3 separate regions of the Homo sapiens genome follow, and regions 1 and 3 are each linked to region 2. The links are chromatin contacts, found by Hi-C or POLR2A ChIA-PET in ENCODE. All regions are on one chromosome and are shown on one strand. Each heading gives the region's core, a stretch centred on a gene start or an enhancer-like site at or near the end of the contact. The rest is flanking DNA. Distances are from core to core; before and after follow the strand shown. Region 1 holds the start of CDH2 (cadherin 2). Region 2 holds the start of CDH2-AS1 (CDH2 antisense RNA 1). Region 3 overlaps CDH2 (cadherin 2).

The links. A loop is a pair of places that touch in the nucleus more often than their neighbours do. ChIA-PET counts read pairs that join two places held with the same protein, here RNA polymerase II (POLR2A).
Region 1: a map of PC-3 shows a loop between it and region 2 (5-fold over the local background). The contact joins the promoter of CDH2 here to the promoter of CDH2-AS1 in region 2. A Hi-C loop is called at or near these places in 1 of 168 maps with a recorded cell type or tissue (PC-3). POLR2A ChIA-PET finds 5 or more read pairs at or near these places in 4 of 52 experiments (AG04449, HEK293, PC-9 and 1 more).
Region 3: a map of PC-3 shows a loop between it and region 2 (2.0-fold over the local background). The contact joins the enhancer-like site here to the promoter of CDH2-AS1 in region 2. A Hi-C loop is called at or near these places in 2 of 168 maps with a recorded cell type or tissue (Calu3 and PC-3).

The regions. Positions count from the first base shown.
Region 1 is chr18:28,175,860-28,178,768 of GRCh38, reverse strand. CDH2 (cadherin 2) reads left to right here and starts at 1,639. Exons shown (of 16, transcript NM_001792.5): 1 at 1,639-1,806. The coding sequence starts at 1,747.
Region 2 is chr18:27,920,148-27,922,862 of GRCh38, reverse strand. CDH2-AS1 (CDH2 antisense RNA 1) reads right to left here and starts at 1,269. Exons shown (of 4, transcript NR_199051.1): 1 at 1,115-1,269. RefSeq lists enhancers at 387-1,586, 1-1,922.
Region 3 is chr18:28,109,689-28,112,451 of GRCh38, reverse strand. The region is part of intron 2 of CDH2 (cadherin 2); the gene reads left to right. Among named protein-coding and RNA genes, the nearest start is that of CDH2, 66 kb to the left of the region's middle. Within about 2 kb of position 1,258, at least 4 of the 41 ENCODE cell types and tissues checked have a DNase peak (open chromatin) inside an H3K27ac peak, as active enhancers do; they include PC-3, where a contact is called at or near this core.

The sequences.
Region 1 (2,909 bases), core at 390-2,889, 260 kb before region 2:
TCTCTCTTTTTTAAAAATTGTTGTTAGGGGTGGTAGGAGAGGGTAAAAGTACCCTGAAACTGTTGGCCCCAAATGTGAACAGTACCACTAACAGGTAGTAATAGAAATAGAAAACGGGAGATTTCAAATAAAATAACAAACATGCACTCTCAAACTCCCAGAGGGGACAAAAGAAAACAAAACAAGAACACAAAAACTTGGGCTGTTCCAGTACATCCTCAAGGGTGGGAGCTGAAGGTGCGAGCTCCAGAGAGGAGCCGCGGCCTCCGCCCTCCCCCGCCCGCAGGTGGCTCCCGGCGAGCGCCTCAGACAACAATAGCTAGGATGAGCTTGGCCTGCGTCCTTAGTTTGCTGTGTCTGCCCCTGCCAGGAAAGATTACCCATCTCCAAAGAATGACAAAATAAAGAAGCGTACGTTAGGCTCCCAAGGAGACACCGCCCCCCCTTCCCCACCATTCTTCATCTCCATTAGATTCCCTACCGCGGACCAAAGATGAACCTGCTACCAATCAAGTTCCTGCCCAAGTTATTTTATTTCCCGCAGCCCCTCCACCTGCCGGGGCGGTGCTCGGCGCACTCTAGGCTTCCCTCCGGCGACCCCCCGCGGGCTGCAGCAAAATACGGGGCGCTTCGGCGGGGCGGGGGCGGGCGGCTGCCGCGGATCCGGCCGGCTACAGCCGCAGCTTGGTGGCCTCCGATTGGCCACGACGCGGGCGGGGAGGCTCGGCGGAGGAGGGAGGCGGGGGCGAGGGCGGCGGCGGCGGCGGGAGGAATAGGAGAGGGGAGCGGGCCGCGCAGCCAGGCAGCGCGTGGGGCGAGCGCGGGGAGAGCGGCGGCGGCTCGCCCAGGTCGCGCAGCGGAGGCCGAGCGGGGTGCGCGGTCGGCGACGGAGGGCGGCGCGCGCGAGTGAGCGGCGCAGGGCGAGGACCGGCGGGCGGGTGCCGGTGCGCGGGCAGCAGGGGCGGCTGCGGCAGCAGCTGCGCGGGACGGAGCCGCGGCGGGAGAGACCGCGCCGGCCCCTCGCCTCACCCCCTTGCGGCCGAGGCCGGAGAACAGTCTCCAACTCGCCGGGGGACCGGAAAGAGGAGCCGAGAAGCGCCCCTCGGCCCCCACGCAGCGGAGGCGCGGAGTGGCGGGACTGCTGCTCTTTGTGGGTGCAGCACGCACGACCCGGAGCGCCCTCCCCGCGGCGCTGTCCCCGGCGTCTTCGTCGCGCCGAGCGGCCCTGGAGCGGGGACCCGGAGGAAGCAAAACCACGAGCCCGAAACCTCGCGTGGCGGAGCTCTTGGGGAGCGCCATCCGCTCCACTTCCACCTCCACATCCTCCACCGGCCAAGGTCCCCGCCGCTGCATCCCTCGCGGCTTCCGCTGCGCTCCGGGCCGGAGCCGAGCCGCCTGCGCTGCCACAGCAGCCGCCTCCACACACTCGCAGACGCTCACACGCTCTCCCTCCCTGTTCCCCCGCCCCCTCCCCAGCTCCTTGATCTCTGGGTCTGTTTTATTACTCCTGGTGCGAGTCCCGCGGACTCCGCGGCCCGCTATTTGTCATCAGCTCGCTCTCCATTGGCGGGGAGCGGAGAGCAGCGAAGAAGGGGGTGGGGAGGGGAGGGGAAGGGAAGGGGGTGGAAACTGCCTGGAGCCGTTTCTCCGCGCCGCTGTTGGTGCTGCCGCTGCCTCCTCCTCCTCCGCCGCCGCCGCCGCCGCCGCCGCCTCCTCCGGCTCTTCGCTCGGCCCCTCTCCGCCTCCATGTGCCGGATAGCGGGAGCGCTGCGGACCCTGCTGCCGCTGCTGGCGGCCCTGCTTCAGGTACGCGGCGGTCCCCGCGGGCCGGGCCACGGGCGGGGTGGGGCGGGCGGCGCCGGGTCCCTTTGTTCCCCGCGCCGCTGCGGGGCCGGGCTGCGCACCCGGGAAGGGAGGTGCCACGCCGCGCCGCGCCGCGCCGCGCGGCCGGTAGCTGCGCAGGCATCGGGCTCCGTCCGGGCGCCGGGGCAGGGTTGCCGGGGCCAGTAGGTCTCTCGCGCCTTTCCTGGCGGGGCTCTAGGGGCTGGATTGCGGGTCCCCTCTGCTCCTTCTTCGGGGCCGAGCAAGCTCGCGGGGGGTGTCCCCAGGCAGCAGGAGGGTGAGGCAGGATAACTCCCAGGTTTTGCAGTTTTCTGTGCCTTTCGCCCCTCGCATAGTACTTTGCTCCAATTTTTTTGTTTATTTCTGCAGGGATGGGTCGCGAGTTTACAGTAGGAATTCTCACTCTGGTGTCTTAGTTACGGGACTTGCCTCCACCTTACCCCACCCTGCACCCGTGCGCCTCCCGGTGCTCAAGGGCTCTACTGTCCTATTGTCTTTATCCCAGTCTGGAGTTGCCTCCTTTTCTTCTTCTCTTGCCCTCACAATATTCTGTGTTCGTCCCACCTGGAAAGAAAATCTGGCCCTCTTGCCCGGAGGAGTCTCTGCCGGTCAGCGCCTGCCTGTAGAACGAGTCTGGCCTCTCACGCCTAGTATCTCCCCCGGGCGAGAAGTTCCGTTACGCGGCTGCTCCTTTCTCTGTCCGGCTGCCTGTGCCCTATATGCGCCCCGGGGGCGCCTTTGCCTGGAGCCTTCCGTACTTTTCATACCCTCGGGAGAGAGCCAGCGAGCCTTTTCATTTAATCTCTACTAAGAGGCTCCTCCGCGGCAGGAAGCACCTGCTCCAGTCCGGGCGCAGGTTCCCTCGCCACTGCACGCTGCGGGTTCCCAGCCCGGGGGCAGCCCAACTTTCCGCCGCCTCCAACCCGAGGATGCCCCCAGGCTCCTCCCGACCAGCCAGCCCAGGCCTGGAGGCCACTTCACACAGCCTCGGCCGGGACCCTCTAGCTGGGCGGGTGCAGTGCCCTGGTCCCAAGTCGGTCTCCGCCTGCCGTGGGGTCCCTCGAAGG
Region 2 (2,715 bases), core at 20-2,519:
TCTGCCCAATTGATACCATGCTGTGGTTGCTCAATACTTATTTAAAATATCCACAAAACTTGCTTCTTTGCTTTGACATTTGAACCAGATATATAATGTTGGGCAAGTATTTTGATTCCCATACATCTACATGCCAAAGCTGAAAAATAAGGGACCTATTTTTCCCTCAGAAATGCTTCATGCCTGTATCAAAATACCAAGTTACCATGGTGATAGCTACTCTTGTAAATAGGGCAACTCTACCCCCCTATAGAAGCAAATGTAACACAAAAGGGAGGCAAAATAAGCTCTGAAATAGGGGACAAAAGAGCCTCGGGGAAAAATCTCCAAAGAGAACGAGATAAAGCCTGTTTCAGATAAAAGTCTTGGAAGGTGACAGGCATCCCCCATTGCTCCTCCTTAGAGACCATAGCATAAGCAGACAGGGGTAGGACCTTGAATATATGTGGCGAGGGGATTATGCAGTGCCCACACAGGGAGGTGGTGTTTGCTGAGCACAGAGAAACTGAAGTATTAATCATCACCATAATAACTAACATTCGCTGAGGGCCTATTCTGGGCCAAGCACCATGCTACAGGCTTTATGTGCACTAACTCATTCCACCCTCATAACACTTCCGTGAGGTAGATCGTAAGGCTATTAAGGAGACAGGCCGGAATTCCACGTCGTGCACTTAATCTCTTCACTGTACTGCCTGAAGAGTCATGAGAAAGGAATTTGAAACACCAAAGGGGGAGAAACTGGCTCTATCTTTATCTTTAGAATCAGAGTATGAAAAAGAAAGGAAGCTGATGATCAGAAAAATCAGGCCGGATCAGAGCTCCCGATCGCCCTAAGCACCGTCTAGTCCCGGGAATGGCCAGCCAGTCTGGATGGGAGAGGACACCCGCAGGGGAACCCCGGGAGCAAGTTATGGAGAAAACTCGCCGTCAGGGCAGGAGAGGAAAAGCTTCTGCCAACCGATTCTTTACTGAAACTGAGGGGTGTGTGCATATCATTTGTTTATTTGGGTGAAAGTAGCACTGGCTCTGCTCCTGTTGACTCTCAGCTATACGTCTTCTTTAGTGAACTTGTTAGCCATTTCATTTTAGTAAAATTTCAACAAATTAGTACCTTCAGGGGGATGACCTTGTGGCTTTCACGGCCATCTTCTTCACCTGTTTGAAGCAGTCTTGATTTCCTGCTGCCTCTAGGCTGCTGGCTGTGTGAAGAAAGGGGAAGCTTTCATAGGAAGCCTTCCACGCAGGCTAGAAGAAAGGTGGGAACTCAGGGCAGATTTTGGGAGATGGTGCTGAAAAAGGCGGGCCTACCGTGAGGCTCGGCCCCGCCCTGTGGCTGAGAGGACTCAGAAAAGAGCCCTAGCTTAGCAGAAACAGAATGGCTCTCAGAGACACATTCGGGACAGCAAACCTTAACCAGCCTTCAACGTTGTACTGCTAGGAATTATAAAGTGTTGTTTGTTAAAATGTCAATGCCATAACTTATGCAGACAAATGAATATTGTCCCTCAAGATAGGTTCTTTGGAAGTTTATATGCTCATTTTAACAAAGGTCCCATTGGTGCAAAGTCCTTCTTAAATGTCCTGTGGAGCAGTAGCAATCATTTGTAATCATGCCTCATGTTTAGCTCAGAATTCCATTAACCAGATTCAGCACCCATTTTAATCACTATACCAAATGCTACGTAACTTTCTTTTTGAAAATCAAACCCACTGTCAAAGAACTAAGGTTATTCTCTGAGGATTTTCCTGAATGTGTTGTAAGCTCTGAGTACAATTCCAAAAGAGGAACTCCAAAAGCATTTGATGAAGGGTCAGCATCAATGGGAAATGTGACCTCTAAAGAGGACTGCTTTAATGCAGTCTGTACTCACACGGGCGTGTATAATTTGGTAGACTTAAAAGCAATCAACTCTCTTGGAATAATGTCCTAAATAATGAAAACAATATAAAGCAAATTCATGGCTAATTGTACTTTTCTTGTGGAAGAGTTTTTTTGTGAGTTTGCTTTAATGCAAACTTTTCAATGGAGACTTTGCTTTTGGAAACCATATTATTGAAGAAAAAAACTTACAAAGAAAATTCAGACTTGCATTCATTCAAACTTGTGGAATTAAACATGTTTGCCTACATCAATCAGTATTAAATTCCTCAAGGAATAACTTCAGTGATAAAACTGTCATCAATTACTTTGATCCATGAACTCATGTGTAGTCATTTTCTAGGGACATCCAGAGCCATGAGCCATTGTGTTGCTCGTGGATATTCTGTGGTCCATTTTGTGCATTTAGTTATATGCACGTTGACTAAAATTGTGTGCATCTTATTTAAGCAATATGTTAGTTTTTTGAGAGTATCGCATTATCTACGAATGCTAATCATCTGGGAAGGAGTCTGAAATTTTAAGCATAATTAGTCAAAAGCAAAACTATGAGTCAATTACCAACACAAGTAATAAAAGTGAAATAAAATATGTTTTTCTTTATTATTACTGTTCCCCTGATATATATATATATACCCTGATATATATATACATATATATATACCCTGATATATATATACATATATATATACCCTGATATATATATACATATATATATACCCTGATATATATATACATATATATATATATATCATTCATTTCTTTATATATATATATAATTTTGGCTTTTCTATAGTTCTTTGCTATTTGATATAAAAATTTTGATTGATAAT
Region 3 (2,763 bases), core at 9-2,508, 190 kb before region 2:
GGAATTTGAGTCGGCCTCTTTACTGGCCATTTGGTATCATCTCTGCTGTGAGCCAGACAGAATCTTTTTCCACTCATTCAGATCATGGTGTGGAATTCTGTGGGCAAGACATCACTAACCCATTTTAGGACAGTGAAAACAGCAAGTCAGAAGGTTTTATTTTGGTTCAGTGAATTTGCCTGTGACCGTGGAGCTAAAATATGAAACAAACCAGCTCTGGAGACACAGAGTCTTGCATTTATAGTGGGGGTGATTAGATAAGTGGTCTGCTGGTGACATGGACGTGATTCATGCTCTATCTGCTGATGACTAAACTTTCCAAATACTTTCAGTGTACTGATAGTACATTTCTTAAATGCTAAATATATCTAACTGTTAACAGCTAATTGTCTGTCGGGCTCATTGTCTGTTACCCTTAAATGCTAAGGTCAGACTGTCCTTCTAGTTTTGTAGATAGAAGAATATGTGTGGCAGAGGCCAGGGAAGAAAATCTATAAAAAATGAGGGTATACTTGTAAAAGTTTGTTAGTTTAAAATTTTGAAAGTAATTATTTTAACTGCAGTTTAAACTGTTTACATTTTTTTCTTGTTATTTATTCTTATTCAGTTCAGAACAGAATCATAGAACTTTACATCTGAGAAAAAAAACTTGAAAGATCATGTGTTTCAAGCTCTTAATCTTTCCCTGTTGCATATTAGTATACTGGGTTTAAACAGGTGAATGACATTTTCAATCTTTATGCTAATTGATAGCATGGGTTAACGCAAAATTTGGCACTCTGACATTGAGGTTGAGTGTTCTTTCTGCCAGGGTTTGACTTCACTCAAAAGTTTCAGGTTGATCAAGACATCTGGGAACTCAGTGTTTTGAATTTCAGAGAGCCGGCACCTGCCTCTCTGATTCTCAGTTCATTTATAAAATGCTAGGTCTTGGATAGATCGTTTCTAAGATTATCGTTTTGCTCCCACAAATTATAGGACGGAGTGCTTTCCTTCTTTTTCTTTGATGTGGACAACATTCTTACCTCGAATACATGTTTTCAGTCTTTTAAAAAGCCACTTCTGTTCCAAAGTTATGCTAACTAATATTGAAAATCCAGATGAAATTTCATTGCTTGGGGGTTTGGGATTGGGGTCACGTATGCACGTGCTACACCCATGCCTCGAAATATCTCTGTCTAGGTCAGCAAGTGGGCTCCGGGACAGAGGAGAAGGCTGAGGCTAAGCTGCGGAGGCTTTGAGGTTTGATAATAGAAGTCCTCCTCTGTTGTTTTCTTCCCTGGCAGCATTTGATTTGCCTCTTTCCAATGCCTGTAAGTAGGCCAGGGGCGCCACTGCAGACTGGGCTTGGGAGTCGATAGGAGAGCTGATAAGAACTCTCTTTTTGCAACACTGAGCAAGAAGGCCCATCTTCCATGACTCTGCACAGACCGATGGCTGGATGGGCATTTTCTTTCTTTTTCAGCCTCTTTCCTTTCTCATGCTAACCTCATTTAGCTTGATGTACTCCGAGTCCTGCTTGATCTAGAAGTGGACCCCGGAGAGAGCGTGGCTTGGCGAAGAGAACCAACAATTTAGAGAATAGTGGTTTGGGTTCTATAGCCATCTTTGTCCTGTGCAGCTGGATACCTTTGGCCACATCTTACCACCTCTCTTTGGCCTCCATTGCAGCCTATATAGATATAGGTGTCTTTTTCATTTGAATTCTTGTTGCAGTAAATAACATATTCACTTTAGCAATTACAGTATGCATTGATTTCACGATCATTAATTTCTTTCTTTTAGTGGCAAAAAGAAATCCTCAGTCTACTTTTAGTTTCCCAAAAGCATCTATATTCATGATCCCACTTCTCATGACTCCTGCTATTGCTTAGGTAGATTGGCCCAGTAGCTTGCAGAACAGAGTCGTTATTTCAGGCATGAGGAACAAAAGCAAAGGCTTTTGCAATGAGAATTGGCCATTGCTGTGTGCATTTGGCCGCAGTCAACTGACTTCTTTTCTTGGTCTGTCTGCATTACTCCCTTTTTCCTAAATTTGATTCTGACTGAATTCCTGGCTGAAGTGGCTGCAGCAGTCTCTTACTCCTGGCCTTAACTCAGCATCTCACAAAGGGCTCAGGTTCATTCTCAAGAAATAATTTATGCAGTGAAAGCATGTGGCTGACAGAGGGTCCCATGTAGGGAGACACTGTTTTGTTATGTTAGTCTTTGGCTGCAACTAAAGCAAAGCAGAATTAACTACGGGATAATGCTAAACAGCGGAGATAACAGCAGAGGTCCCTGTATGTAATTAGTACAGCATGAGTGTGTTCTCATTTCATGTGTTTACATGGGCAACACCAAGTTCTTAATTCAGAAAGGGAATAAACTCCTAAGTGTGTTGGGTTATTGCCTCTTACCTCAGAAAAGGACACCATATGGCCTTGTATTTGTATGCTCTTGCCATGACAATTCCTTCTGTCAAAAGTGATTTTCTCCAAAAGTATGGTATGTACATTCTTGGGCAGTCATTCAAAAAAGGAAAGGAATAGCCTTTGTTAACCCGCATTTTTGAAAGTACTATTTTGGCATATGAAAGAGGAATCAATAACACTTTATACATGCTGACACTATGTGCTTTTTGTTATTGTAAGAATCTATAATTTCATAAACTGTAAGAAAAGCTTTCTTCTTGATCTTCAGATTACCTGGACGTGGAATTTTTAAAAAAGAGTTTCATATACTTAAGTGTTAGAGAAAAGTGTCAAGAGATTTTTGACACCA